Regions from separate parts of the Mus musculus genome. Here regions 1, 2, 4, 5, 6 and 7 are each linked to region 3. The links are chromatin loops, found by intact Hi-C in ENCODE. Cell type or tissue: heart. All regions are shown on one strand. Region 1 overlaps Angpt1 (angiopoietin 1). Region 2 has its middle 120 kb from the start of Abra. Region 3 overlaps Angpt1 (angiopoietin 1). Region 4 has its middle 100 kb from the start of Abra. Region 5 overlaps Angpt1 (angiopoietin 1). Region 6 overlaps Gm46505 (a long non-coding RNA gene). Region 7 overlaps Angpt1 (angiopoietin 1).

What was found. Hi-C counts contacts between places; a loop is a spot of excess contacts. Peaks named below come from ENCODE experiments on the same cell type or tissue, not always from the same donor. Only the 100,000 strongest peaks of a DNase experiment are listed, where the experiment ranks them.
Region 1: it touches region 3 in a loop (2.5-fold over the local background); 4 of 42 quality-filtered maps call a loop at or near these places.
Region 2: it touches region 3 in a loop (3-fold over the local background); 7 of 42 quality-filtered maps call a loop at or near these places.
Region 4: it touches region 3 in a loop (2.7-fold over the local background); 7 of 42 quality-filtered maps call a loop at or near these places.
Region 5: a loop joins it to region 3, with 2.1 times the contacts of the local background. A loop is called at or near these places in 3 of 42 quality-filtered maps.
Region 6: a loop joins it to region 3, with 13 times the contacts of the local background. A loop is called at or near these places in 4 of 42 quality-filtered maps.
Region 7: it touches region 3 in a loop (3.0-fold over the local background); 4 of 42 quality-filtered maps call a loop at or near these places.

The regions. Positions count from the first base shown.
Region 1 is chr15:42,422,591-42,426,590 of GRCm38, forward strand. It overlaps Angpt1 (angiopoietin 1), which reads right to left. Exons shown (of 9, transcript NM_009640.4): 9 at 2,077-4,000. Among named protein-coding and RNA genes, the nearest start is that of Gm41313, 240 kb to the right of the region's middle. In heart, no CTCF peak of the experiment used is centred here; no DNase peak of the experiment used is centred here.
Region 2 is chr15:41,984,795-41,988,794 of GRCm38, forward strand. No RefSeq gene overlaps it. Among named protein-coding and RNA genes, the nearest start is that of Abra, 120 kb to the left of the region's middle. In heart, a CTCF peak has its summit at 1,626; no DNase peak of the experiment used is centred here.
Region 3 is chr15:42,672,575-42,676,574 of GRCm38, forward strand. It overlaps Angpt1 (angiopoietin 1), which reads right to left. Exons shown (of 9, transcript NM_009640.4): 1 at 3,591-4,000. The coding sequence starts at 3,887. Among named protein-coding and RNA genes, the nearest start is that of Angpt1, 2.4 kb to the right of the region's middle. In heart, CTCF peaks have their summits at 2,397 and 3,518; DNase peaks (open chromatin) are centred at 2,407 and 3,657; H3K4me3 peaks cover 3,075 bases; H3K27ac peaks cover 1,733 bases.
Region 4 is chr15:41,971,685-41,975,684 of GRCm38, forward strand. No RefSeq gene overlaps it. Among named protein-coding and RNA genes, the nearest start is that of Abra, 100 kb to the left of the region's middle. In heart, a CTCF peak has its summit at 1,801; a DNase peak (open chromatin) is centred at 1,797.
Region 5 is chr15:42,513,608-42,517,607 of GRCm38, forward strand. All of the region lies in intron 2 of Angpt1 (angiopoietin 1), which reads right to left. Among named protein-coding and RNA genes, the nearest start is that of Gm41313, 150 kb to the right of the region's middle. In heart, no CTCF peak of the experiment used is centred here; a DNase peak (open chromatin) is centred at 1,734.
Region 6 is chr15:42,912,284-42,916,283 of GRCm38, forward strand. The region is part of intron 1 of Gm46505 (a long non-coding RNA gene); the gene reads right to left. Among named protein-coding and RNA genes, the nearest start is that of Gm41315, 28 kb to the right of the region's middle. In heart, a CTCF peak has its summit at 2,027 (motif pointing left); no DNase peak of the experiment used is centred here.
Region 7 is chr15:42,435,704-42,439,703 of GRCm38, forward strand. Angpt1 (angiopoietin 1) reads right to left here. Exons shown (of 9, transcript NM_009640.4): 8 at 2,572-2,702. Among named protein-coding and RNA genes, the nearest start is that of Gm41313, 230 kb to the right of the region's middle. In heart, no CTCF peak of the experiment used is centred here; no DNase peak of the experiment used is centred here.

The DNA of each region.
Region 1 (4,000 bases), 250 kb before region 3:
AGACACTCAGTAAGTAACTGATAAAATAATGACCAGAGAAAGCAAAGAAATATTGACCTTGACCTCATGAGAGCAGCCAAACCAACATACAATAGTCATCAATGGAATTTTATAGCTTAAGGCTGGCCTTAAACAAATAAAAATAATGACAATCACTTAAAGAGCAATGATAACGATTAGAGAGCTGTGGAGACAGTTCAGTGGGTAAAATGTGTGGTGTGTAGCCATGAGAATCTGATTTTAGATTCCTCAGACTCCACATAAAAACAGATACGGTAGCTGGCCACGTCAGCTTTTCTATGATTTGTTAGGAAACGGAGGCAGAAGAGTTCCTGGGAGACTGCAGGCCAGATTTCTTAGCTTACATAACAGTAAATAACTTGTCTACATTGCATCTATAGAGCAAGAGACTCTGTCTCAAGAAGGTAGAATGTGAATAACAGCAATCTGTTCATTTTCTGATTTCCATTTGTACCATAGATAAATTAGTTAGGTTTTTTCCTAACAATTAAATTCTATTCAACAAATAATAATATTTTCAGGTATTGTGGGGAAATAAAAATAAGTAAAATATACCTTCTTGACTGTGAGTGGAATGTCTGCCTGGGTTATATAAGGAATTCAAGGCCAGTAGGAGTATCTCAGTGAGACTTGTCCTCATAATAATAATAATAATAATAATAATAACAATAAACAATGTAGTTTAGGTATAGAACACTTTTGTCGTATACATAAGGGGCTGGGTTGAAATCCTAGAGCCGCAAACACAGAAAGATGCAAGGCAATCTCTTAAAATAATGTATGGGATTATAATATTCAGACAAGTTAAGATAATATATATATATATATATATATATATATATATATATATATATGAAGGATAACAGTTTGGAAGTGGATCTGAATGCGAAGGGAAGAAGGAAAGAACTGGAAGGAGTAGAGGGAGAGGAGATCATTTTCAGGATTTATTATGTGGGAAAAATCCATTTTTAATAAATGAAAAAAAATAGTAAAATGTTTAAAAAGTTTTCTTCAGAAAAAGGGTTGAGAATAACTAATATTTTGATGCAATCTAGACAAGTTATTTTGCACACACAGATTTGAACAAAAATAACATCATTTTAAAGCTTAGAATATTTCTGAGACTTGGAAGCACGGGTGATGACTGGTGTATACTATACCATCGATTGGTTATTATTGGTTAAGAAAACACTCCTAAACAACATGACTTAAAACTACCACTCATACGCTTCTCATATGATGTATGCCATCTAGGGAGTTAGGATGATTTGAACCAGGTTCTGCTGACCTCAGTTTAGATGAATCATGGAGTTAATAACTGTCTGCAAGTCAGCTGGAAATTAACTTGTCTAGGGTGGTCTCAGCTGATAAACTTAGCCTTGTCCTGTGTGGTCTCTAAACTCTCGTTAGTGTGTCCTGGGAAGACGGAGGCTGAAGAAAAAGTATCTTTTCAGTATTCAGTGTTGAAATTGGTGATAGTCTGAAGGATGAGGGCAGCAAGAAGAAGAGAACTGAGAAAATTCTAAGTATGTCCAGACTTCGTTACTTAGTCTGCAACTGAGTCCACACACAGTATGTGAGGCATAGGGATAAAGTCATGTTTCTTTTATGCTGTTTCCAACTCTCTATGTCAAACTCAGATACCCAAACAATTTATCTTTTGCCAGAGTCCACAAAAAAGATCACCAAATGTCACATGATGATACAGAACCCAATCATTGTCAGGGCAAACATAAAATCATAAAGATGTAGGAACAAGACCCAACCATTTGGCCTTATATTATAATGGGTCTAAGCATTCCTATTTATTGCATGCCAGAATGAGATTTTTTTTTCAACTACTGAGGCCTTTGTTCATCTCGTAATTTTTCTTTTGTTTGTTTTGTTTTTTGAAACAGAGTTTCTCGGTATAGCCCTGGCTGTCCTGGAACTCACTCTGTAGACCAGGCTGGCCTGGAACTCAGAAGTCCACCTGCCTCTGCCTCATAGTAATTCTATACTTCCATAGGTTGCAAGGTTTAGCTTTTTAAATTATGTAATTAAAACAAAATGAAGTTGCCCACATTATTTTCAATTTTATTTAAATGAAATAATGTAATCTTATGAAGACATTTTCATAGAAATGACACAGCTTTTATTGAAATAGAAACTTCAAGACAAAGTTCGAGTTATCTAATTTTTCTGCCCTGCATTAATTAAATGCAAAAAGCTATGCGTATCAAATTGCTACACACATGTTGGCATTATACAATGTACACATTATACTGCTTTATTATAAATAACTGAAAACAATATCTTATTTTTCAAACCCACATAACAAATCAGTAAATTCCATGCTTTTTTTTCTCCTTGTTTCGCTTTATTTTTGTAATGTGGATTGAAAAACAATTTACCCAAGATGAGTTTTCGAACATCTGTGGGAACAACAACAACAACAACAACAACCACCACAATCACCAGAATCACAAAAATACTCATTTTCTTTCATCTAAATGAGAAGGAAGCTTTTAGAGGGCTAGGCTTAAGAAAGCTGTGAAGGAGTCACTATAGTAGAAAAATCCTGTAATGTCGGCACATACCTCTTGTAAGGCAAAATAGTACTTTATGAACACATATAAATATAAGAAAGATGTGGTGGGAAGCATTCAGAATCTTTTCTTAAAAGCATGAAGAGCTCTGTCTTACCAGGTAGAGGAAAGTCACTAAGGCTTTGTGGCTGCGGTTATCAAGATTTATATTTTGGTACATGTACGTCCCAGAAAGTCTTCTCCTTCTCTGAGAAAACAGAACTGGTGCCTACATTTAGTTCTCTCCTTTCATGGCAAATTGTGTTTGATTGAATGTTTTTTTTCTACTATAACCTTGAACATTTAACAACAAAGAGAACTTGATAGAATACTGCAGTCACATCAGGTTATCACAGAATCCTGTGTCCAAAACTTCATTTACTACATATTATAACACAGGGGCATCTTAACTAAGGCACTTATAGCAGCTAACAATCAGAAACTTCCTAGTCAAATGACTGTAATTTTTTCTATAATTCTTTTGTACAAGGAGTTATGTCAATTTTCTCTACTACCATTATTTTACAAGGTAGAAATTGCTTGAAGAAACAGATCCTGGAGGAGAAAAACTATGCAGAGTAATATATTTAATCAATAGTATGGTAACTGTCTTTAAACAATCATATTTATAGTCATCAGTTGTGGACAGCATCATATATTCCAGACTAAACAATTATTGAGTTTAGCATGGACAGGTATAAGATATTATGTACAATGATATTTAAAATTCTTCTATTATTTGTAGACTTTAAAGTATAACTCATAAAAAACTGGAGTAGGATATATTTAGTAAGTACATTGCAGTTAATTAACAAAAATTAAATTAGCATGAAAAATCTGTATGAAGAATTGAAGGCCTACGAACACTTTAAAAATAATAATGCCATACATATGCAAATACATGCAAGATCTGTACAATGGGCTGTTCCAACTCAAGTACTCCACATATTGCTCTCCTACATACTGTCAATGAGAATGTTAACTGCCTGCTTATTGTTTTGAGAACTGGGTGATAACACTTCCAGTCTTTATATATACTCAGGCTCTAAACATTCTTGTGGATCAGTTAATCAAATTTCATGTAAAGGAACACTGTAGCATGAGTGTGATTTTCACCTGTTTTATCCATTCTTGATTATATTTTATATCTTTTGAAAACTGAATCCCCAGAAACTCAAGAGTCTTTAGGCACCTTCTACCCCCAACTCTTATCCTCCATGTACTATATTGTATCATGGCTTACAAGAACAGAGTTTACATTTGAACACAGGAAACCTGAAATCAGCTAGTAAATATGATACTGGAAATGGGCAGGTGAACTCCACTAACTTTTAGCCAACTCAGTAGACAAAACTTTTCTTTATGTCTCTTTTGGGCAGTGATGTATTGTTAGCAGGATTTCCTACAGTGAT
Region 2 (4,000 bases), 690 kb before region 3:
GTGTATTGTATCTATAGCTGCTGAGGTCAAGTTAAAGCATATTTATACATTAAATTATTTCCCTATTCACTGTTTTCTTTCTAAATGTCTCTGGACGTTGCAGAAGCCAACTATCACTACTCACATCAACCTGGCAGAGGGAGAGTGTTCCTTGCTACCTGCCCAACTGTTCTGGGTTCTGGAATGAAAGACATACACATGCAGCCTTATATTTTAAAATGCCTTACACAGCTCAATGGCTGGGCCATTTCCAAACCTCCATGTGGCCAACACCTCCTCTCTGATATCCCTGAATTATCACTTACTAAAATCTAGGGCATCATTATTGCCCTAGACATAGTTGGGAGAGACCCCTGGGCCTTTGCTTCCCTGGCTTTCACATGTTGGCTATCTCTCTGTCCTGCCTTGTCAGGTGTGGCAGCTGCTCCTTTCCCCATATGGCGTCTGTCTCCCTCCCTGCTCCTTTCTACTCCTTCTTCAGTCCCTTGTCTGGGAATCCTAATGTCCTGCCTTTGTTTCCCTGCCAAGCCATTGGCCATCAGCAACTTTATTTACAATCAAAACCAACTGGAGACAGGGTCCCTCAGTGTCTTATGTGCCGATGTTCAGATTCTCGTGTAATTTTGGGGACCAAATTAACATAATATAAATAGCATTAGACCAGATCTACAACATCAGAATAACGAACAGTGAAAATAAGGAGTTAAACATGTCTCCTGAAAGTATGTATTTGGTGTTAGAAAAATGGAAATCACTCATGTACAGTTGAGGAAGGTGGTAGCTGAAGAACAAGGTCTCTGAGTTGGTCCAGGCATGGAGTCCCATCTCCACAGCATATACAGCGAGAAATCTGTGCAATCATTCTCACTTCCTTTCCTTTAGTTTTCTTGTCTATGAAAGTTTTAGCCTCTAGAACTGTGTGATGATAAGTTTATATGTTAGAAAAGGTCTGGTGCATATCCATGTTTGCTAAATGGAACACGTAATATTTATAAACTTGAAGCATTGAAATGAGTATTATCAATGTAATCAAATTCACATGAAAACATCAGTTTCTCTTTTCTGTATTTTCTCAGTTTCGCTTTTGTCTTTGAGACAAGGTCTTACCATATGGGCCAGGCTGCCTTTGAACTGGGAGTCCCTCTGTCTTGGCATCCAGAGTGCTGGGATTACAGGCTGAAGTGTAAAGATTAATTAGCAAAGAAGAGATGAAAATGCAAAATCTGACAGGGGTGTGAGATGGCCCTGATTGGTCAGAAAGCCCACCTTAGGTACATCTCTCTTTTAGCTCTAAACAATTCCATGTTGTAATATATTCTATATATTCTATATACAGTAACAACCATATTGTATGACTTATATAACTATATGGAAGTTTTATATGTAGCTACTTCACATTGTATTATATGTATATATGTATATATAAAACATATGCAGTTATATCCACAATACTATTTTTTATCACTTTCCATGGGTTTGGTGTTACCTGCCTCCAGTCAGAAGACGGTTCTTTAGTGTTTCTGATAGGAGAGCTTTCTGGTAACGCATTCTTTCCATACTTGTTTATATAAAAAAAAAATCCTTATTTTCTTTATGGTTTATTTCTTTGATTGCAGAACACAGCCTGTAGATGTCCCCAAACACATACTGTATTAATGTTTAAAGTTCAGCTTTGTCAAATGAATGGTTCATATCTATAAATTCTTAGAAACTTTAAATAAAAGCAAGCCAGACATGGCTTGCTGAGGAAGGATGGAGGTCTGGACAGAGCTATGGGTGACTCAGAACATTATCAGGGCTGCCAAAGAAATGGAGAAAGAAAGGAGGACTTCTGAAAGGAGGAACGTCAACAGTGGGCCTAGGAACAAGAAACAGATTTGCTCGGCTGAACCTAAACTGCAATAGTTTTTAATTGGTAAGCTTGAGTTTTATGACAGATTTACATTATTGACTTTTGTTGGCACATTAAAGCATTAGAACATATGTACTAATCATTATGACCTATAACAGAGACAAATATAAAATTGCATATATATATATACATATATATATGTATATATATATATGCTTAATACAACCCTAAAAATCTTAACTGAAAATTTAGTGTATACATATTTCTTTTTCAGTGAGGATTAACTTCTACAAATCCCAAACTTTGTGAAATCCGTGAGTCAGAATGTAAATGGGAAATGAGGTACATCTTAGGAATTGAGAAGTTCATCATTGCAATTCATCATCTATGAAAGGCCACTGGGCACGCACTGACGTAAATTACACATAGGAAAGTACATGGGTAGCTCTATTTTATTTCACCAGGTGAACAAGTGCATAGAATTTCCCAGAGTGCGATCTTGTAAGGCAGATGTTTTCTTAGACTTCCAGAAATGGAGCTACAGTGTTCTGAATGACAAGATGTTACTCTAACTTGCTCTGTCTTACCAAGAGGAATAACCATGCGGCAGCAGAAACTTCTCTGCTAAGACTTCTGCTAAAACTTATCTGCTTTGCATGAACACTTGAAGTGAAAGATAAACAAGACAGAAGAATTCACAGCAGTTTAGACTGAAATGCTAAGGTGTAATGGTTGGAAGGAGAATGGCCTCCATAGGCTCATATATTTGAATGATTAGTTCCCAATTCAGGTTTGAAAAGAATTAGGAGGTATGGCCTTGTTGGACGAAGTGTGTCACTAGGAGTGGGATTTGAGGTGTCAAAAGCTATTGTCTGGCTCAGTGTCTGTCTTTCTGTCTCTGTCTCTGTCTCTGTCTCTGTCTCTGTGTTTTTGTGCCTCTGTCTTTCTCTCTGTCTGTCTGTCTCTGTCTCTGTCTCTCTCTGTCTGCCTCTCTGTCTCTCTCTCTCTCTCTGTCTGACTGTGGATAAGGATATAAAATTCTCAGCTACTGCTTCAGCAAAAATGATTGCCCCCATGCTGCTGCCATGATAATACTGTCCTTTCTGTAAGCAAGCCTTCAATTAGATTTTTTTTTTTTAATGATTTGCTGCTGTTCATGGTGCCTCTACACAATAATAGAACTGTTACTAAGATACGAGGGTCAGGGTGGATCATCCTATTTCAAGCCAGGAAATACTTGCGAATGAGAAATTAATAATAATTATAATTATACTAGGATGCCAGTTTGGCATTATTCTGTGACGTAGGGAAATATATGGCAGGTCAACTAGTTAAATATTCAGGTTACCTGTGAAGAAGAGTAGCCACGGTTCCACAGTGTCATTTAGTGGAGTCATGGCTGACATTGAATCCAGGGTAGTTCTAAAATTGGCCTCTTAGTAGTAGGGTCATGCCAGTTTGTTTTTTTATAATGTTTCTAAATCCTTCCTTAGTGTGTCTTTCTGCTTTCATCTCAAAAGGGAAGCTAAAGCTGGGCTACAGTACAACTTTGTGAGCAAGATGAATTTGTTACTCTTCTGTGTGTTTTCAGAAGCAGTTACCTTTTTTTTTACTGTTTTGTTTTATTGTTGCCCTTTCCCTGCACACATAGACACACAGTAGGGCATAAAATGAATTTGCCTCAGGTGCACACTAGTGGGTGAGCTTATCTACTTAGGTCATCTGTATTGTTTCAAAAACACTTGTTTCGTTTACCTTTTCTCTGAATCCAGAGTTCAAAATGTGAATTTCTGTTTTGGCTGCTTTCCAGCATTCTTCCTTTTGGCAAAATGGTGAACCTGCATTGATGTTGATATGGTGCCTTCAACTTCCACATCTTTTTCAGCTTTCCTGGATTTGTAGAAGTGATATTTAAGCACCATTGCCCTGGTCTTTTGCATGGTTTTCTTTGGGATCCGTTCAGGGACACGAACCTGAGAGAGCAAATCTCCCAGAGAACATGGAAAACAAAATATCTGTATTCATTGCTTTTACTGTTCCCAGGGAAGAATTTTACAGATACCTGCAGTTTCCCTCAAAGGACTTAGCCCAACCCTGTTGTGTGTTTTTGAATTTCTGAGCACCATTAATTCTGATTCCACACATCAA
Region 3 (4,000 bases):
TCCATGTGAAATGGTGGCATACAAGGGATGAAGCCGGCCTGCAGTTTCCAGGAAAAGGACGTGCCTTGGCCCTAAACTCTGAGTTCTACCAAGAGAAATAATACTGTCCATAAGCTTGAAGTGAGTCTGTAATAGCACAACTTTCCAGGTTCTGTGGAAGAAAACACAGCTAGCCAGTTTAGCCTAACTGGTGAGCTCCAGGCCCACAAGAGATTCTTTCTTAAAAGTGGTAAATACAGATCCTGAGATGATACTTCTAGTTGTTGTCTGAACTCCACACATGTCCACACACACCTACACTCACATGTATGCAACATATGCACATAATAATAATAATAATAATAACAATAATAATAGCAATAGTGACAATCAAACCTTCTATAACCCTAGCATTTAGGCTGCTGAGGCAAGAGGGTTGATAAGTCACAGGTTTGAGGAGACCCTGGACTACATACACTACATAGTGACTTCCAAGCGCTGCCTTGGGGTACAGAATAAGACCTTGTCTTAAAAAAAAAACAGCCAAACATAAAAACCTACAAATAAACAGCTTCAGCAGTAGCTGCAGCAACAGCAACAGCAACAGCAACAGCAGCAGCAGCAACAACAACAAATTTCAAGAGCAGCCAATGAGATGGCTCAGAGGTGAAGGTGCTTGGCACCAAGCCTGAAGACCCTACCTTGATCTCTGAAACCCATGTAACAGAAGGAGAAAACTGACTCTTGTCCTCTAACCTCCACAGGAGAGGAGGGGCATTTTTAAACTCCCCACCCCCACCCCCAGAGAATAGAAAATTGCAAAAACCTAACATCCATTTCTATTCCCTGTTAGTTACCAAGATGTGGTCACTCTCATTCATCTGGTACCACTGGAAATAGTTCCAAAAAGAGCTTTATAATATAGGAGCCGCAAATAATATAGGAGCCTCAAATGCAAACATCTACTGTGATGTTAAATATATAATTACACAGCTCTCTTTTCTGCCAAGTGCGATCATCCTACATCACATTAACAAAGGAATAATCATGGAAATGGACCTCCTTGAATTAAGCCCCTCATGACAAGAGAGCCACACCATAACAGTCCTCTTGCATAACTTGCTTGTTCATTGTAAAGCTACAAAAGTTGAGAAATGCAAGTTGAGAGTCTTATAAAGTATTTTGTGGGATAGCCAGTATCGTACAATGGATATTTTTAAAAATCCATTTTACCAGTGTTTAAGGATATGAACAGATTATCACAGCAATAGTCTGGATTCCTATTGTTTTGATAACACTTTTTTTTTCTGCATCAGGAGCCTTCTTGACAGCTATCATCATACTTTGATTAATAATTTTTTGAATAAATGGCTGAACTAATTTGATGTATCTTCACTGTTTGCATTAGTTCCTGCACAACATTCCTTCTTAACTTATAACAACTACTTAGACTAAAAATAGAAATGCATAAATTGTAAGTATTGTCTTCTGAGTAATTACAGTGAAAAATGTGCATATGAGTTCAAAACAAACATGACATGAAGTTTGGAGTCTGAGTTGGAGAAAACACTAATTAAGGGAAATTTATGAGAGTCTTTACCAAGTTCTTTGATGAATGCATTTATTTGGTTACTTGATCCTCCACCCAATCACATTAACAATGACAAAAGATATGCAAATTCAAGCAGACAATAGCAAAGCCAACTGCTCTGACTCATACCAACTGGGCCACTTCAACCTTCTTCAGCTCAATTTATTCTTGTGAGGATTGATATAACCAAGAAACATTTCAATACTTATGCTTGGCTATAAGTTGAAAACTATGCCATAATCTCTGACTAAGAACAAAGCCAATGAGAGTCAAATTTATTTCACAAAACAAATTAACGTAACAAATGTGTGCACGATGTAAGTCCGGCAGAACTGTGCACTTGCCCTGTCACTGCAGAGCAACAACAGAAAAATAAGCATCACTGTGTGAATCACTATTTTGGTTGTACGCTTAAAGCACATCATTACATTTTTGCTAGAATAGCTCATTCATGATTTAGAACTACAATGCCCTCCTCAAAGCACCCACGTTGATCATGATTCAGTTCTCATTGAAAACACTGTAGATGGGATATTGAGCATAATAACAAACTATTAAACCAAAGCCATTTATTTATGTAGAATGAAATGCAGCCATAGAAACACCAGATGTTCTATTATAAACTAATTCTATGAATAGTGCTGGACAAAGTGTCTATCATCCTCAAAGACGGTTGCACATGTTTTGTGCTGCAGGCTTAACTTTTCATCTGTGATCTGTAGCAGGAAGCTGCAGTTCCAAGTCTGGGAACTCCAGAAGTACCGAGTTCCTGGTCACACGCTGAAAGAAATAACTGTGATCCTAGTTCAGTCCCTAGTGGACAAAAGGAGAAGAGCTACCACCAGGGATGAGTCAGCAGCAGGCAGAGCTAAGTAAGTGACTGGGACCACACAGAACAGAAGTTGGCCTTTTCCCATCCCTTATCCTCTCACAGGGTCTGCTGTGGTACCTGCAGCCTACTCATGATCCTTCTGCTCACATGGAGGCAAGGGTTTAGCACACATCCTGGAAGAGAAGCGTTTACAAATGCTGTCGAGGCTCTAGAAACGTGGACTTACCTGTTACATAGCTAAACAGCGATTAAAGAATGAGCAGAAACAAGAGCTCACCATGGAAAGGGCAGTCTTAACAACAGCAACTACAAAATGTTCTATGGTTTATGAAGACGAAGAAGAAGAAAAAAGACCCACAAGAGATCAATGCGACTTCTATAAAATGGGATCAAATATGCACTCAGCATTAACGTTTCCCAGGAGACTGAGGCTCCCAGATGACACCGTCTCTGTCCCTAACCCAGGGAACCAGGGCTTGTCAAAAATTAGCACAGCCTTCTTGTGTTCAGCCCAATCTGCAGGTGGGTACAGGAGACTTCCTGAACTCAGTTTCTACCTTCAATGTGAGCAAAACCCCTTTCTTACAATTTTCCCATCAGAAGCTATTTTTTTTTTTTCATTTCAGATGTCAGTCCTCATATACCACTTGTGAAGTTAAGTTCCTTTAACTTACAAATACAATCTTTCTAAACGAAGACAATATGGGTACTTTATACTTATTCTCATTGCATACTTTTATTAAAAGTTGGTGGGGGTAAGCATTTTATGAAGATTTCCCATGGCAACTCACAAAACTCCTTGCTGTACATTCCATTTGAACCTCTGTTAATATCACCATTATGATTTCCTTTTACACCACCTTGTCCAAGAAGTGCGCGCTTACTTTTTCAAAGTTGGGCTTTGACAGTCAAAATGCCTAAGATAAACTTTAAAAAACAACAGGGTTGGCATAAAATTTGCTAATGTTAGACGCACATTTAGGAAGCTACAGGATCAGAGGTTCCCACAAGCCCAGGACCCTTGGCTTACCCAGGAAGTTGAGTCCAGAGAGGGAGCCTTTTTTCTTTTGCAAACACTGCCCCCCGGAGCAAAAGGTAAACACAAATGCCCCCTACGGAACTCTGAGCTCCCTGCAGAGAGGGAAGGGAAAAGCTCAGAGCAATTAGAAACCGAAAGCGATCACTTACTTTTTGCAGCCACTGAGTATAATTTTCCATCACATGCTCCAGATGCTGAAGTTTCTGGGAAGAGAAATCCGGCTCCACGTGTGGAGCATCCCTTTGCAGAGCGTTGGTGTTGTACTGCTCTGTCGCACTCTCACGGCAGTTCCCGTCGTGTTCTGGAAGAATGAAAGTGTAGGCACATTGCCCATGTTGAATCCGGTTATATCTTCTCCCTCCGTTTTCTGGATTTCGGCGCTGGTTGCTGCACCCTATGTGAGTCAGAATGGCAGCGAAGAATGCAAAGGAAAGGAAAACTGTCATTGTACTGCCAGCGCTTGCCTTCCGTGCCTCCTGCAAAGCTTGCTCTTCTCTTCTGACCTTTAAACTAGTTCTTTATTTCAGGTAAAACTGCTTGTTTGACTCTTTCCCCGTTA
Region 4 (4,000 bases), 700 kb before region 3:
GGTCTCAGAAGCTAGTGGCTCACTGTCTCTTCCTGCTGCCTGTGGATCCAGATGTAGAACTCTCAATGACCTCTTTGGCACCATGTCTGCACAAGTGCCACCATGCTTCCAGCCAGCCATGATGACAGTGACAATTGACTAAACCTATGACCTATAAGCCATCCTCAATGCTTTCCTTTATAAGAATTGCTGTGGTCATGGTGTCTGTTCACAGCAATAAAAAGCATAACTAAGACGCACATCTTCTTTGGTTACTTTTCTCTGAGCATTTTCCACTTTATTGACTGAGTTTTTGATGGCACACGATTTCTAATAAAATACTAATAATATTTATTAAGAAATCTAGAAGGTCAATCCATTCTATTTTAAAAGACAGATTCTGCTGCTACTCTATCTTATGCCTCCTGGGGCTGAACTATTTTTCAAAGATGGACACGACTAAGAACATAATCTATGTGTTTAGTTCTTGGAAAACAACAGGAAGGCACCATGTTGTTTTTGAATTAACATGAATATTTTTGAATATATGAATATGTATGAACGAGGAAGGAGTGAATAACACTTCCTGAGCATGTGATAGCCTTCCCTGTCATGAAGCTCTCTATGCATGCTTTCTCTATGGGGTTTATTTTTGAGGTGTCAGGAGATAGCCTGTGATGACAGTGGGACCATCAGTGGGCTTGCCTCAGCCTTTATCGGGGTCCTGTTTAGCTGGGAAATGAGATTTTATAGGAAGCAGAATATCTTTCTTCTGTTTTCTCCCCCCTTTTCACATCTTTTCCCTTTGCTGTGAATGAAAACTTCCTTTGTAACACCAGTTAGTTCTCCTGTATCACTAACATGCCCTACAGAAGGGCTCATTTGTCAAAACCAATAAACAGACCATACCAATAACTGTCAGTTTCTTTTTATACCAACACTGATTCTATGACACTGTCTTGCATTTTAGCATATTTGGCTTTCTTTAACCTTGCATATGATTCTTAAATCTTCTCTTTGATATTAATTTTAGTAATTAGTTTGCGGTGTTGTATGATGTAGAAACCAAAAATATGAATATATTAATAGGAAAAGGACTACTACATTACACAGAATTTTCAGTGATTCCAATACTGTTTGAACCTATTATTAAAACACTAGAAAGAAAAATTACTACATTAAAATTTTAAGATTCTTGGAGAGGAATTTCTTTTCCTTTGGCAACACTTGACCTTTCAGATGTCATTTGTTTTAAACTGCAGTTCTATTTAACTTTGTAATATAGTGGAGATTTATTTCATTTCTCTCTCTCTCTTTCTACACAAGTATATATGTATGCACACATATAAACACACATATCAATTTTACTATATAAACAAATTAAATTTCAAAGTGAAAGACCCTTGATTTTGGACTCTGTTGTCAGATTTACTTTTGGTATGTGGTAATTTTGGTAGGAGATAAACAGTTTGGTAGAGATCTCCAATATTTCTAATATTTTGACTCAGTTTACATGTTGTATTATTACCATGGTTTTTAATTACAGCCTCTGGGATACTGTTTAATTGTATTTGTATACTATTAAAAAATCACTGACTTTCCTCACAAGCAAATAAAACTACAACAAAAATTCCTCCCCACAAAATCACCCAGAAAAAATGATAAGAATTCACTAAAAATATATTAAGGTACACTTAAGGAAATGCTGACCCTCAAAATCCAGTATTACCTTTGGCACGCGGAAACAGAGATGTGTTGCTTCATTAAATAAAGGGAGCGGCTGTGAAAGGCAGACCAAGTCCCCGCCTGCCACCGTGCGGACACTGTTAGAACTGCACCTCATTCTCCGTGATGCCAAGCAGAGCAAACACTGGAGTTACTTAAGTGGACGGAATTGAGACAAATGCCCAGATGATCTAGATGAGAAAGGAGTTTTCACTTGAAATATTACCATTATTGAAACAATTGTAAACAAACTGGCCAGGAAACTCCATCTTGGAGTGGAAGGATATGAAGAACTGGAGTTTTCATTCTTCTAGCATCCACGGGTCAAGTTCTATTTAATTAAAAGAGTTTGTTTAGTTTTCCTAAAATCCGTAATTAAGTATAGACAAAGAGACGAATAGTGGCAATAAAGGTGTAGTGAGGGAGATTTCTCAAAGCTATTTCTCATAGCTGCTTGAACATGGCAGACATTGGCCTTTTTACCATGTGTCATCAAAGAGCATGATCAGAAGGAGAAACACTGTGTTTGAGGCCTCTACAAATATATTTCCCCCTTATTCTTGTTTGTTTGTTTGTGTTTGTTTGTTTGTTTGTTTTTTTTGAGACAGGGTTGCTTTGTGTAGCCCTGGCTGTCCTGGAACTCACTTTGTAGACCAGGCTGGCCTCGAACTCAGAAATCCGCCTGCCTCTGCCTCCCGAGTGCTGGGATTAAAGGCATGTGCCATCACACCCAGCTTCCCCCTTATTCTTATCATCTGTCTCAACACAAACTCCTATTACTCCCTTACGTCTTTCCACAAGGAATCATTTCCATGTGCAGAGGGCAGAGCCTTTCTCTCCCCTGGTGTTGACAGCCTGAAACTTTGAACCTCTGTGTTACCTGGCATTCAGTTGACAGCACCATGTGAGTACTGAACCAGGTAACTCCTATACTCTGCCCTTCAGTGTCCTTTGTGATCTGGGCCAGGGCACTTTTGTCCTTTCATGGACTATTTTCTCTCTCTTGTGTGCTTATGAAGTGTCGTGGGCATTTTTCTATGGACTTCTCAACCCGTTTCCGGTCTTGCTGCTGCACGGCTTTCCTGTGTCCACAGCGTTTCACTTTTCCCTTGCATGTACTTCATTCGACTCCCAGATGTCTCAAATTCCAAAACGCAGCGCTGTTGCTTTTTATTGTTGTCCACTGCTAGCCACATAATAAGAATCCTTTTATCATCGTGATCGCATTTTGATGTGAGAGTTTTAACAGGCATAACTATACACCCAGGAATTCATCAAATTATGAGACCATGACGTCTCTGATGGCTCTCTGCACATCCAGAGGACTTTATTTTACATAGCCCCTTTTTTTTCAGGGTGGCATGAACATCAAACACTTGCAGATTGTCTTTTCACTTCATGTCTTTCTATTTCAGTTTCTCTGTTGGATTTCAGTTCATACATGAGACACAAAGGAATGTTGAGCCTTCAAATCTGCATACAATCCATTTGTGAGCTGACGATTAGGAAAAGCAGCACGCATGCCTCAGAACACTAACTATGCAGTAGGAGTTGTTCCAGGTACTTGCATTTCATAATTCACTTTATCCTCACAACCCTGTAAGAGGAAAATAAAAACCTTTTCCATTTAGAGACAAGAAAAAAAAAATGAAGCTTATAAAATACCATTTCTATCATAGTTCCAGAGGGCTTTTTACAAAGCACTTCACAGATTACAAAACGTCTGCATGCTAATACTACCAACTGAAGACAGGCAGTTAGGCTCTAGAATTTACACAGAGAACCTTTGCACTGATTTAAGCTGCTGGCTCTCCTGCAGAGGAAGAGGAGAATGGTCTCATCTGCTGCATTACCCACCATGAAGTGAATGCACCCAGTTACAATGGGAGAATGCCTGGTGGATGCCAGATAGTTTTTTAATGGGCTGTGGGTGTGAAGGACCAAGCAGACCCTGGGTTCTCATGGATGATGTTTGCATGTTTTTTCTGGAAACTAGTTGCTCCAAATAGAGTTTTCCATTTAGTGACAAGAGAACAGACACAGGAATAGTCAATACAGAAGACCGCAGCCTGAAGAATGGGGACATTTTGTGTGGGTATGGATGTTGGAAACTATATTGAATACTCAGATTTCTAAAATATTGAAAATGCTCAATCTTTATAAACTGTCTTCTTTGGATTATCTGCAAAACACAGGAAAATTATTACGTGAAAAGATACCCCATAAGCACATGTCAGCACACACACACACACACACACACACACACACACACACAAAGAGGTTGGCATTGGTACAG
Region 5 (4,000 bases), 160 kb before region 3:
GTTGAGCTATGACTGCAAGGCAACTGGGCTCTGTATTTGTAGTAGGACAGAGAAGGAACTAGGTTGGAGGTGAGAGACAACGGCTTCAGATGCTAAATTTAAAGAAGGGCTTCTTCTCACCTAGGCAACCAAGCTAAAGTACATGGTATACATTTGTGGAGTACTTCAGAGCAGAGTTTTTAAAATTCTAACATATCCCATAAATATTAGATGAAATCATTACTATTAGTCTATGGAGTGGTTTCAAATTCATATCCATGGAAACATAATATATAAACAAATCATAACCAGTTAACTATTTCAAAGTATAAATGTCTCATCTTGCCATTTTCTACTCCTTCTCTAGCATCTCACTCCTTTCTAGGCTATGAACAGTGTAAGGCCAACAAAACCACATAGGACTGGAGTATTAACTTTCAAGGACTATATTTGTTTTATAATTACTTCTCTGTCTATTGACTTTAAAACTTTGTCAATAATGCATTTTTCCTAAACATACATGAACTCAAAGATTTTGACATTATGCACAATATTTGCATAAGCTCAAAAGAGACAAATTCCCAGCATACTGACATTTGGTTACTGTTAGATGAGTAAGTTTTCTTTAATAATGTGACCTTACTAGGTTGAACACACTCAAGGGTGGACCCCACTCACAAGAGTAGCTGTGCAACATTACAAGTACACTCAGTGGGGGAAAGTAGAAAGCCCTGAAAGCTTGAGACGGGTCAAGGGAGAGGGGAAAGAAAGGGATGGTGAGGGAAGGGTGAATATGATCAGAATATATTGTATGAAATTCTCAGAGAATTAACATAAGTATTATTTTTAAATTATTGTCCTTATCAGTTTACTCAAGGAAAAATAGAATTTGAAAAACATGGTAGTGAATATTAAGACTGAGGCTGCATTCAGCAAATAGTTTACCCAGGTCAGTTTCTGGTTTCTTTGCTTACTGAATGAGCACTTATAAATATTTGAAATGAGACGTGAATCACTTTGTATTTCTGTGTGACAACCAGTACCGTGAATGAGAAGACACACAATGCTTATGTATGAATCAAAGGTGGGCATGGCATCTCATGGAATGAAATACATTGGTCACAGGTACATCAAACCTGTGTTTGCTTTGGTTTGCCATACTCTCTGAGGGCACATCGTGTTGGTTGGTTTCTGTCAACTTGACAACTTGAGAAACCATTGCAGAAGAATGATTTCTTTCTTTTTACTATTTGTTATTCATGCATTGTGAATTTCACATCATTTACCCTGATCCCACTCACCTGCCTGTCCCTTCATATCTACCCTCTGCCCCTGAAATATCCTCCACAAAAGAAAAATTTAAAAACAAGTAAAGTGTAAAAAAAATGTTTTAAAAGATATAACACACACACACACACACACACACACACAAACACATACACACACAAACACACATCTCATAATGGAAGCTGTGGTGTGTCGCTGTGTGCCCCACAGTATACCCTGTTGTCCACACATCTTTACTTGCTAATGTTCATTGTATTGAGTCATTGGTCTGCTTAGAGGCCTCTGGCTTCTGCTATACTATATGCTACACTGGATCCTCACAGGGACTCCTCTTGAACATTCTGTTGTTGCCCTGTGTCATTGAGATTTTGCAGCTTTGGATCTGTAGGACCAGCCTCGTCACATGCTCCAGCATTTCACAGATGGGATCAACTTGAAGCATTGGATCTGGGCTGGCTCTGTAGCTGAGTTTGTCAGCTGGCAAGTTCTCCTGCACCCATACCACCAGGCCAAGTTCCCCAGCACTGCCCCAGCTATCTCACCCAGTGCCCACAGCTGATAAGGGACATGGCCAGCTCTCCTGCTCTCACACTCGAGAACAGCTCATCTACTCTTACCACACCTGGAAGAATGACTCTTATTCAACAAAATCCTTTTCTGAAATTGGCCTATAGAGAAGTCAGTGAGGTACTACTTTGACTAATGTTTGAAGTGGGGGCCCCAGATCATGGTGGGCTGTGTCACTCCTTGGCAGGCAATCTCAAATGTTATACGAAAGCATGATGAGCAGCCCATGGAAGGTGAGCCAGTAAGCAGCACTCCTCCATGACCTTGGCTTCAGTTCCTGCCTCCTTATTCCCGCATGAGTTTCTACTCTGACCTTGCTCTATGATGAAGTATAACCTGGGAGTTTGTCAACTGAAAGAATTTCTCTCCCAAGTTACTTTTGTCATGGTGTTTCAGCATATAGAAACCCTGAGGCACACCTTGCGACACATTCAAAGACCAACATTTTGGCTTTTGAAGAATAATCTACATTTTTACCCATGTTCTCTGGAAACAGACTAGAATCATTATCTGGGATTAACATTGAGGCTGCCTGTATCTAACTCTTGCAACAACAGCCAGTATTAACTTCTTCTTGTTCTCCTTTGCCTCTAGTCTACATTATCACAGAGCAAAAATCCTTCATGAAAACAAGTCAGATCACGGCATTTGCCATGTTGAATATGCTAATGGACCCTCTCTTCAGTTGGTTTACATTTGTAAGGACTTAGTTTTGTAGTAACATATTTTTTACTCTGTGATCTCTTAGTTCTTGGATATCACTTCTGTCCCCCATCTGCCACACTATGCTCCATCTACTGTCTTTTTGTCAATTCAATTTGCCAAATCCTTTTCACCTCAAGGTCTTTGTACCTGCACTTCTGTCTGGTTGAAATTTCCATCCCATCCCATCTGACGAGTTAGCTTGTTTTCATACTCAAGGCATGCTTAGAAGTATGTTCTGGCCATGCCTAGAAAAACATCTACCTCCGTGCTCTCCTGTAGTTCACCCATCTTGCTTTCCTTCTGGAATCTCCATTGCTGAAGATGATTCTTCTTTTTTATCCATGCTATGTTTTTCTGCTACACTATGATTACACAGGGCCTGCACTGCTGTGTCCATAGTCCTGCAGAACAAAGTCATGCCCACTGGAATATTCAACTATGTGCTGGCAGTGCACAATGGGTTGTTTGCAAGTCAGATACTGATTATGGAAGGTAACAGCCCCACAGGCATAGTTACACTCTTACAGGCCAAATTTGAATTATTGGGCATGGAAGAAGAAAGCAGACCTATCTTAGAGATCCAGGCTAAGGGCTGGTCAACTTAGTTTAAGCACAAATGCCAAACTCTTCTCTTTTCCCATCAGCTTGACTCTATTGCTGCTTTATTTCAAGTCACTCCACTGATGTTTTCAAACAGGCTTGAAGTTCAAATCTGGGCATGCAGGGGAACTGTAGAAAACTATGATAAATTGACCACTGCCTTGCATGAGTCTATGAAACTTACTGTTGGCAATAACTGAAGTATTCCATTAAAATGACAAAAGACATTTCCTTCTTAGCTTAAACACATCCCAAAAGCACATCCCTGGGAAAAAATGTTTAAGAGGAAAGGGGAGAAAAGGAAGAAAGGAAAGAGTGAAGAATAAACGCAATAAGTCCCTAAGGACCAGTGTCAAAGCTTAAATTTCCCAGAGTTTTCCATAGGCTGAGGAAAGTAAGATCTGAAATGGAGGATTTATGTAGTTTAAAGAGCTTAGCTATTTAAAAAAATAAAATAAAAAAATAAAAAGTATTCACTTTCTAGAGAAAGTGAGGTAAGAATTTTCAGACAGCTTCTTGTAATGCTTTTAAGAGTATTTCATTTCAAATCCACACTAACTGAAAGGTAGTTATTGAAAGGAAATACAGAAACCACAAAATAAAATACCTTTTTTTGTAGCACATTGATCTCAGGGCCATTGATTTACTGTGGGTTTTTTTGTTTGTTTGTTTGCTCTCTCTCTCTCTCTCTCTCTCTCTCCCTCTCTCTCTCTCTCTCTCTCTCTCTCTCTCTCTCTCTCTCTCTCTCTCTTCATAGAGGAAAGTGAACATCTGGGATGGAGTGATATGGCCCCTAGTATCCTGCCCACATCACACACCTTACATTACTAAGAGCAAGATGATGATTTTTCTCTGCCTCTTG
Region 6 (4,000 bases), 240 kb after region 3:
TCAGAGAAGATGTGCCTGCAGAGAGAGACTGGAGACTCCAGGGAGTTTAGAGGTCTGGTGGGATAGGGGTGGGAGGTAGGGACATCCTCTGTGAAGACAGGGGACAGGGAGGAGGTATGGGATGTGGTATGAGAGTGGACTGGGAGAGAAATAAAATCTGGAGTTTTAAATAAATAAATAGGAAACAATCAAATAAACACATATGTCATAGAGACAAAAAATAAGTATATAATGTATATTACATACATTTAGAATTATGTATCGTTCAGAAATCAGTATGTGGAATGTATTTTTCCCTTTAGCACTGAGAATTGAGCAGAGAGTCTTCCCCTTACTAGCAAGTCCCCTACTGCCAGGTGACATCATCAGCCCTAAAACGTGTTTGCACAAACAAGATCTATGTGAGCCACATGTGAACAGCTTGTTTGTTTTGTGTTCCTCATTATTAACTGTCAAATTTTGTTGTAAGGATGATGTTGCAACTTCTGAAATCAAGAAAATCAAATACCAGAAAACTACAGGGAAAAAGAAAAGAACAACTCTTTACACTATCATCAGAGTAAGACTGGCAGCACAGGAGTCTCAGTCTGGACTCTAACACTATGTCAACCCATTGCCTCTGCTAGAAGTTCTCCAGGGGCTTCTTTAAAAGTGATTGCTGTTCTGTGCCTTGCTTCTGGATCAAATGAAATAAACAAGGCAGAGGCTCCATTGATGGATGCTATACCGAGTGCTAGGCCAGATGGTGTTAATACACGGCACTGAGCTCACCTTTGATGGATGGAAAGATAGAGAAGCAGATGAAGTCTGCTCCCTCCCTGCGGCTCCACACAAGCAGGGCAGTGGGCCCAGTTATTTCACCAAGGGCACCATGCAAAACCACACACTCATACCTCCTGGGACCGCAGTGACAAGGTTATCAAGACTGAATGCCCAACAGGACCACTTAAATGTTTTTTAAAACTCCATGCTGGGCTTTACCTGAAAAAAGCCTTATGCAGGCTTACAATTCTCACAAGTGCTTGGTAATCCTAGTGCTACTTGAGGAAGGGGGGGGGGGGGGCACACCCTTCAAGGATGAGGACCAGTGGTGCAGAAAGGGGTTAAGATCATCACATTCTCTAAGCATAAAATACATCTGCCACAAGTCCACAATGACACTGGTTATTCTCAGTTCCCTTCGGCCACTGAGGTCAGACATCAGGGCTGGGGCAGAGGACTGGGGACAATGGCAGTGACGTGCTTGCTGGACTGAATATTAATGCTGCATTGTTTGATTTCCATACCAACTAGTGTGCAATAACAATACAAAAATAAGGTTGGAAATATTATTTTAAACTTTCACCCATTTTTTAAAAGCTGAACTCTGCTGCATCTTCATTTGTTCTTGATTCTGATACTTTTATGATTCACTGCATCCTGGGGGTAGATGGATGTGAGCTAAGAATGACTGGAGGACCTGGGCTGCCAAAATGCCTATTTATGTACATTTTTTTTTCTCTGAAAGTACCAGAAATTCTGCCCCTGAAGGGCATTTGTGTCCTGCTGTGTCTCAGGAGGGATTTAATAGTTGAGTAATTGGGAAATTAAAACCAAGAGTTTGGCTTTTCCAACGTAATTCTAAATGAGGTTTACTTATGTTTTCTTCATTGGACATCTCCTATTTGTGCTTTTGCGGATCCTGCCTTCATTCAATACATCTAGATTGTATTCTGACTTTTCAAAGGCACAGAGGGAAATGTAATTCTTTGCTCTCTGAGGGATGTTTTAAAAATACATCAAGCTATATTAAATTTACGATGATCTTGCTAATAACAACATCAAAACAAACTTCAAAATCTGAAAAATTGAAAGGGAGTAAACACGTCGGAAATGAAAAGATCAATGTTATAACAACATGAATCCAGAATCCAGAAATGCCCTAATAATAATAATAACAACAATGCTCAGGGTTTTACACTTGCAGAAGGTTCCTCCCAGAGCCCGTAGTTGCTGAAATCCCAGACCTGCTCTGTGGCTGCCCTCTACTGGCCAAATTGCAAAGTGCTACTCAAAACAGAGACTATACTGAACTTTCAGCAAAACATTTCCAGTATTATACATATGTTTTCAGGGTTTGTAGAAGTTTTGTGTGGTCTTTAATGACACCACTTCTGTATAAAAGAAATATTTCACTTGTGCTTAAACATTTTTGACACCAGCTTGAGTTTTAAGTCTGTAATCGTTATTGTCTAAGGGGGTTTCCAACGATGATTACAAAAGTAATCCTTGACCACACACAAGGAATTCAGTATATTGTAAAATATGATTCACTATTGTCAGGCTGTGAAAGACATATAGGGTTTAAATATGTAGCTGCATTCCATGTCATTTATCATTTTAAACTTCAGTTTATTTACATGGATAGCAACCAAGGATAGATATATGGAGCATTTGTTTTAATTATTGGAAACTGATAATCTGGCTTGTAACACTTCAAAGTTTGTTAGTCAGCAGAGGGGACCAGAGAGATGGCTCAGTTACCCATGCAAGCATGATGACCTGAGTTCAAAACTCTAGCTCATACACAGAAATCAGCCATGACTGAACATACCTGTAACACTGGCATAGGGAAGAAGACAGAGGAGATAGGCAGGTTCTGGAAGCTCACTGGCCAACAAGCCTAGCTGAAAGAACAAGTTTCAGGTTTCCTGAGATAATTGATCTAAAGAGAATAAGGTAGAAAGCAATAGAGGAAGACCTCAATGGAATCTTCCTCCGGTTTCCATATGTTCATGCATAGACACATTATCTACATACTAATATGCATCCATCACATACAAACACAGAAACACACACAGGGAGAGAGAAAGAGAGAGAGACAGAGACAGAGACAGAGAGAGAGAGAGAGAGAGAGAGAGAGGGAGGGAGGGAGAGAGAATAACAATAATAAAATAAAAATAATCAACAAACATCGGTTGCTGGGCAGTGAGTATGGGGGAATAGAGAATGGGAGAAAATCCACGTCCCGCCAGAGTTCCAGTGCTATGGGTGGGCAGAAGTGGAGGTGTGCCACACTGCACCCTTTCCACACTGCCCCGGGTGGGTGTCTGGCTGTGGGAAGCTATGGACCCAGCCCGTGGGGAGGGGACGGATGAGGGGCAGTCCTAGGTCTCTGGACCTCACAGACCAGAGATAACAGGTTCTCGGTCTCGGGTATCCCAGATGCCGCTGGATACCACGGAAGAGCTAAGAACAAAACGGGGGCCCTGGTGGCACCTGGGCCTTGGGACCAAAGAGAAGAGAGGTCAGGGGGAGAGGGGCCACTGGATGGTTCCCATGTGGGTGAGAGTCCTTGGTCCGGTCCATGGCTAGAGCACAGGAAGGCCTTCCAGTGGGAGGTTAGACATGGCTCTTTAGCGGAAAGCCTATTCCATCGTTCAAGCATGGTGGGCCTTGATGGGTAGAGACAGTCTATGGTTTTAGAGTTTTATTGTAGAAAGGCAGGGGGAAGAGAGAAGGTAGAAAAAGGGAAAGAGGCTGGCCATGGCCATGTGGAGGGGGGAGGAAGGGAGAGAGAGAAGGAGGGCTAGAGAGGAGATTAAGAAAGGTGAGAGCTAACCAGGCGTGGTGGCGCATGCCTTTAATCCCAGCACTTGGGAGGCAGAGGCAGGTGGATTTCTGAGTTCGAGTTAAGCCTGGTCTACAAAGTGAGTTCCAGGACAGCCAGGGCTATACAGAGAAACCCTGTCTCAAAAACAAACAAAAAAAGAAAGAAAGAAAGAAAGAAAGAAAGAAAGAAAGAAAGAAAGAAAGAAAGAAAGAAAGAAAGAAAGAAAGAAAGAAAAGAAAGGTGAGAGCTAAAGAGAGCAAGAAGGGGCAGAGCAGCTCCTTTTATAGTGGGCTGGGCTATCAGGTAACTGTGGGGAGGACCATACCTGGCTATAGTCAGGTAACTGTGGGGGTGAAGTCTAAAAGGCCAGAAGCTTGGGAAATTGTCTGTATGACTTATAGTCACAGA
Region 7 (4,000 bases), 240 kb before region 3:
GAGCAGAGTGGTGGGTAGTAACTCTGTAGGATATATGCTCTATGCCATGCTCCAGTGACTTGGACAGCCATTGACATTCATGCCTATGGTTTCCAGTTCTCAGCTCTCAAAATTCCACAGCTTAGATTTTCAGTGTGAATGGCTTTACAAGACCTGGGTTCCTTCAGAAGGATATTTGATAGGGTAATAGTGTTTATTGCAAAAACACACTTACTTAGGCTAATCCAGCCCAAGCAATAAATGGAACTTTTCTCTTCGCATGTATGTGTTTATTGGTGAGTAAGAAGCAGCAAATATAAGGGCAATTATGGATGAAGGAATCTGACAGAATTCAGTCATGAGGCAGAAGCAATGTCCTAACTCAGAGATGTAGAGGTTTCTCAACAACTGAGACATGCACTCCTCTTTACTCCTTGTGTGTTTTCCTTACAGGAACATGAACACCAATGTTGCTCTTCTATGAAATATTTGAATGATCTCCCTGTTGGTTGGTCCAGGACTGTATTTCTTTACTAGGAAAATTTGTGGGTCAAAATATAAATGGAGAACATGAGTTATATTTCAACACTCAAACAGGCAGGGAACTGGAATGTTCCAGTCTTCATATAAAGTTACCAATAATGTTATTTGTTGAACAAGGTGGTTGGTGCACAAGATGCATCAGTGGCTACCATATTAAAATAATTCTCAAATTTCTAATGTTGTTCCTTGGATACAGGTCAAAGAGTTACCTATAGGTAGCTTGTATATGCTTGATGAGATTAAATTATGATGCCAGAATTATTTATTCAGAAGTGGAATATGATAGTAAATACTTTAGAAGCATATTCATGCCATGCTATCCTTTGTAATACACTGATCTTGTATTGAAATAATGTCACTGTTGGTGAAGTGTTTTTAAGGCTGTGATTTGATAGTTGCAGAAAGGCAGGGGGAATGTCATAAGGGCCTCCTTGAACATTACTCTAAAACCTTCATTTTTCTGTGTTCTAGTAACACAGGACAGAAATGCTAACTTAAAATTTCATTGTACTGGATTTAAAACTCGAGAGCAATTTCAATGACTAAAATATGAACACCAATCCACCATGCACCACAGTTTCTACTGAGTGCCTACGCATACCATTAGAAGAAGGGCAGTTTCTTTCCCATGGGAAAAATATAATATTTTTTTAGTGTAACACAGTAAGAAAGTCAGAGTGGTTGATGATAGGGGTGCCTACGCTTCTAAACCACCAATCAAAGAAATCACATGGTGGGTCTCATGGCTCTAGCTGCATATGTAGTAAAGGATGGCCTAGTCAGTCATCAATGGCAGGAGAGGCCCTTGGTCCTGGTTCTAGGCCCCAGTATAGGAGAATGTGTGGACCAGGAAGCACGAGTGGGTGGGTTGGGGAGCATGGGGATGAGGGAGGGGATAAGGGATTTTCAGAGGGGAAACTAGGAAAGAGGATAACATTTGAAATGTAAACAAAGAAAATATTTTAAAGGAGAGAGAGAGAGAGACAGAGAGAGAGAGGTTATTACAATTCTGAGGGAAACAAGCCTCTGAGTCATTACGATTGCGATTTTGATCACAGTTTAGTTTGGAGTTAACTCTGTTCCAGAAAGACCATCCATATATTTCATGGCTGGTTTTTAGGCTAGTATTCTCTTTGTGTCAGCCAAATATTGTAACGACATCTAAAATATTTTGTATATGATTATGGTATCTTGTTAACTCATGCCTTTTTAAGTCAACAATTAGGTAAGTATAGAGGTATTTTAACATGCAAGCTTTATAGCGTTCCTCAAAAGAAGAAATCAGTACATGTTGGGTAACGGAAGAGAGATGAGACATAAGGAATTCTGAATCCAGGGGAAGCCACTTTACCCACCAAGGGCTCTGAGACTCAGGAAACTTCTGCTCTTTCTTGAGTAAGAAAGTGATTATTAAGTGCTGGATAAATGCTACAGTTATTTAAGTAGCAAGTTGCAGTTTGTTTTTGTTTTTTGTTTTTTTTTTGACACACTCAAAGTATCAGAAAAGACTTGGAATCATATAAAAAGTATTAACTTTCTTAAATAGTAATACAATGCTATTTAATGATGTCTCCCATATCATCTAAAATCTTTCTCAAAACCCAGGTAAAGCTTGGTCTGGATGTATAACATTAGGTTTAAATAATTTCTCCCTTTTTTGTTTTTATTCAATGTGAAAAATTTATCCCTAAGCTTGACCGCATAGCTGCAAAGCATTTGCTAAGAAATAACATTCTATGTAAGTTGACGAGCAAACCATAGATGATCTTAAAGGGAGAGTGTCTGTATCTTCAAAGACACAAATTCATGAGAATGAAGCTTAGGACATTCCTATCACAGATGAAGGGGCAGGGGTGGGAGGGGGTACTTTGAATTATGCCAGCAATGTCCTGCTGAAGAACAGGATAAACCCCTGTGCAGAGCTAAATGACCTCTAGGGACTTGCTTTTCAGTTTCCTGACCAGGAGATCATACCCTTTTCTCAGAGATAAGAAACCCCAAACCTCAACCCAATGAAAGGCAGTTTAGGAAACAGCCTGGGAGACTCACCTCCTGTTAGCATGAGAGCGCATTTGCACATACAGTTGTCGTTATCAGCATCCTTCGTGCTGAAATCGGCACCGTGTAAGATCAAGCTGCTCTGTTTGCCTGCTGTCCCTGTGTGACCTTTTAAATATAACCTGCGGTAAAACAGAAAGAAAGATCATCCACTTGACAGAACATGACCTAGAAGATAATTTGTTGAGTGTTTAAACTTCTGTTTTGCCTCCTGTCTCTGAACTCAACCCTTCCAACAAATCACTTTATGAACCTAAAGTCAATAGATAAAAGGAGGAAAGAGAGAGGGAGGAGGGTCAGAGGGATAAAGATTGCAGACAGGAGTCACAGGTTCCGAATTATGAATGGGTACAAATCCCTGTGGCTGCAGCTTAGTGGGTGTTGTTCTTGTTTGATATGCATACATGAACCCACGTGGTTCACTGATAGTGCAGGGACCACAAAAAAGAAGTGGAATTTATTCTTGTAGTTAGGTGTTACTAAACAGAAATCTCCATTAGAATGTCAATACAGCAGACAATTTCATTAATATTTCAAACAAATTATTCTAAGTATTTTTTTTTTTTTACTATTGATACAACAAATACACAAGTCTCATTGACAGGGGCTTGTTTTGGTACATCTCATAGAAAAGGTGAAGGACCCAAACCTGCAAGTAGCATTCACCACACAAACATTTGCTGAGCACACACTCTATGTCTCACTTTTTATAGCTCTTTAGGCCTTATAACAAAGGTCTCATGCACTACTTCTAAGTCTGAAAGATTTGTTTCTAGTGACTTAACACAAACTATGTTCAAATTCCAGCAGTTGTTTGATCTTATAAACAATACTATTTAAAGAACCCAACTTATTCTCTACAAATATTTCTTACATGTATTTTTCAAAAACTTCAATCAATGGCACGTGTGCAGCAAGTTAAGAGATACTTTGAGCAAAGGTCTGCTCAACAGGCAAAACAAATTGGGCTGTTAAGAACCTTCTGAGATTACTAGAGATATGCAGACTATCTATGGATTACACATGGGAACCATGGGAAATCACAGAAGTTGTCTGGCGCAGCTTCCTGTCTGGTGGTTATCCTCTTCTTTCCTCTTTCCTTTCTGTCCTGAGCAATGTGAACTTGCCCAGATCTTTTGTTTGCTTCCATAGGCCCCGAGCATTTGCACTACACTCATCAGGATCAGCAGTTTGGTACTCTCTATCAATGTGGATTTTCACCTACATCATCTCGCAACATTTCCTTCCGAACTCCACTTCTTTGAATCATACCTACACAAAATCAGTGGCGATTAATGTCACATGAATGAAAGTCTCCCAGAATCTCGACCAGCTCTGGCAAAATATGAAACAGTAATAATAAAAGTAAAATAAAATCGGGAGCTATGAAAATACACGTGACTAGTGTTCCACTTAGATA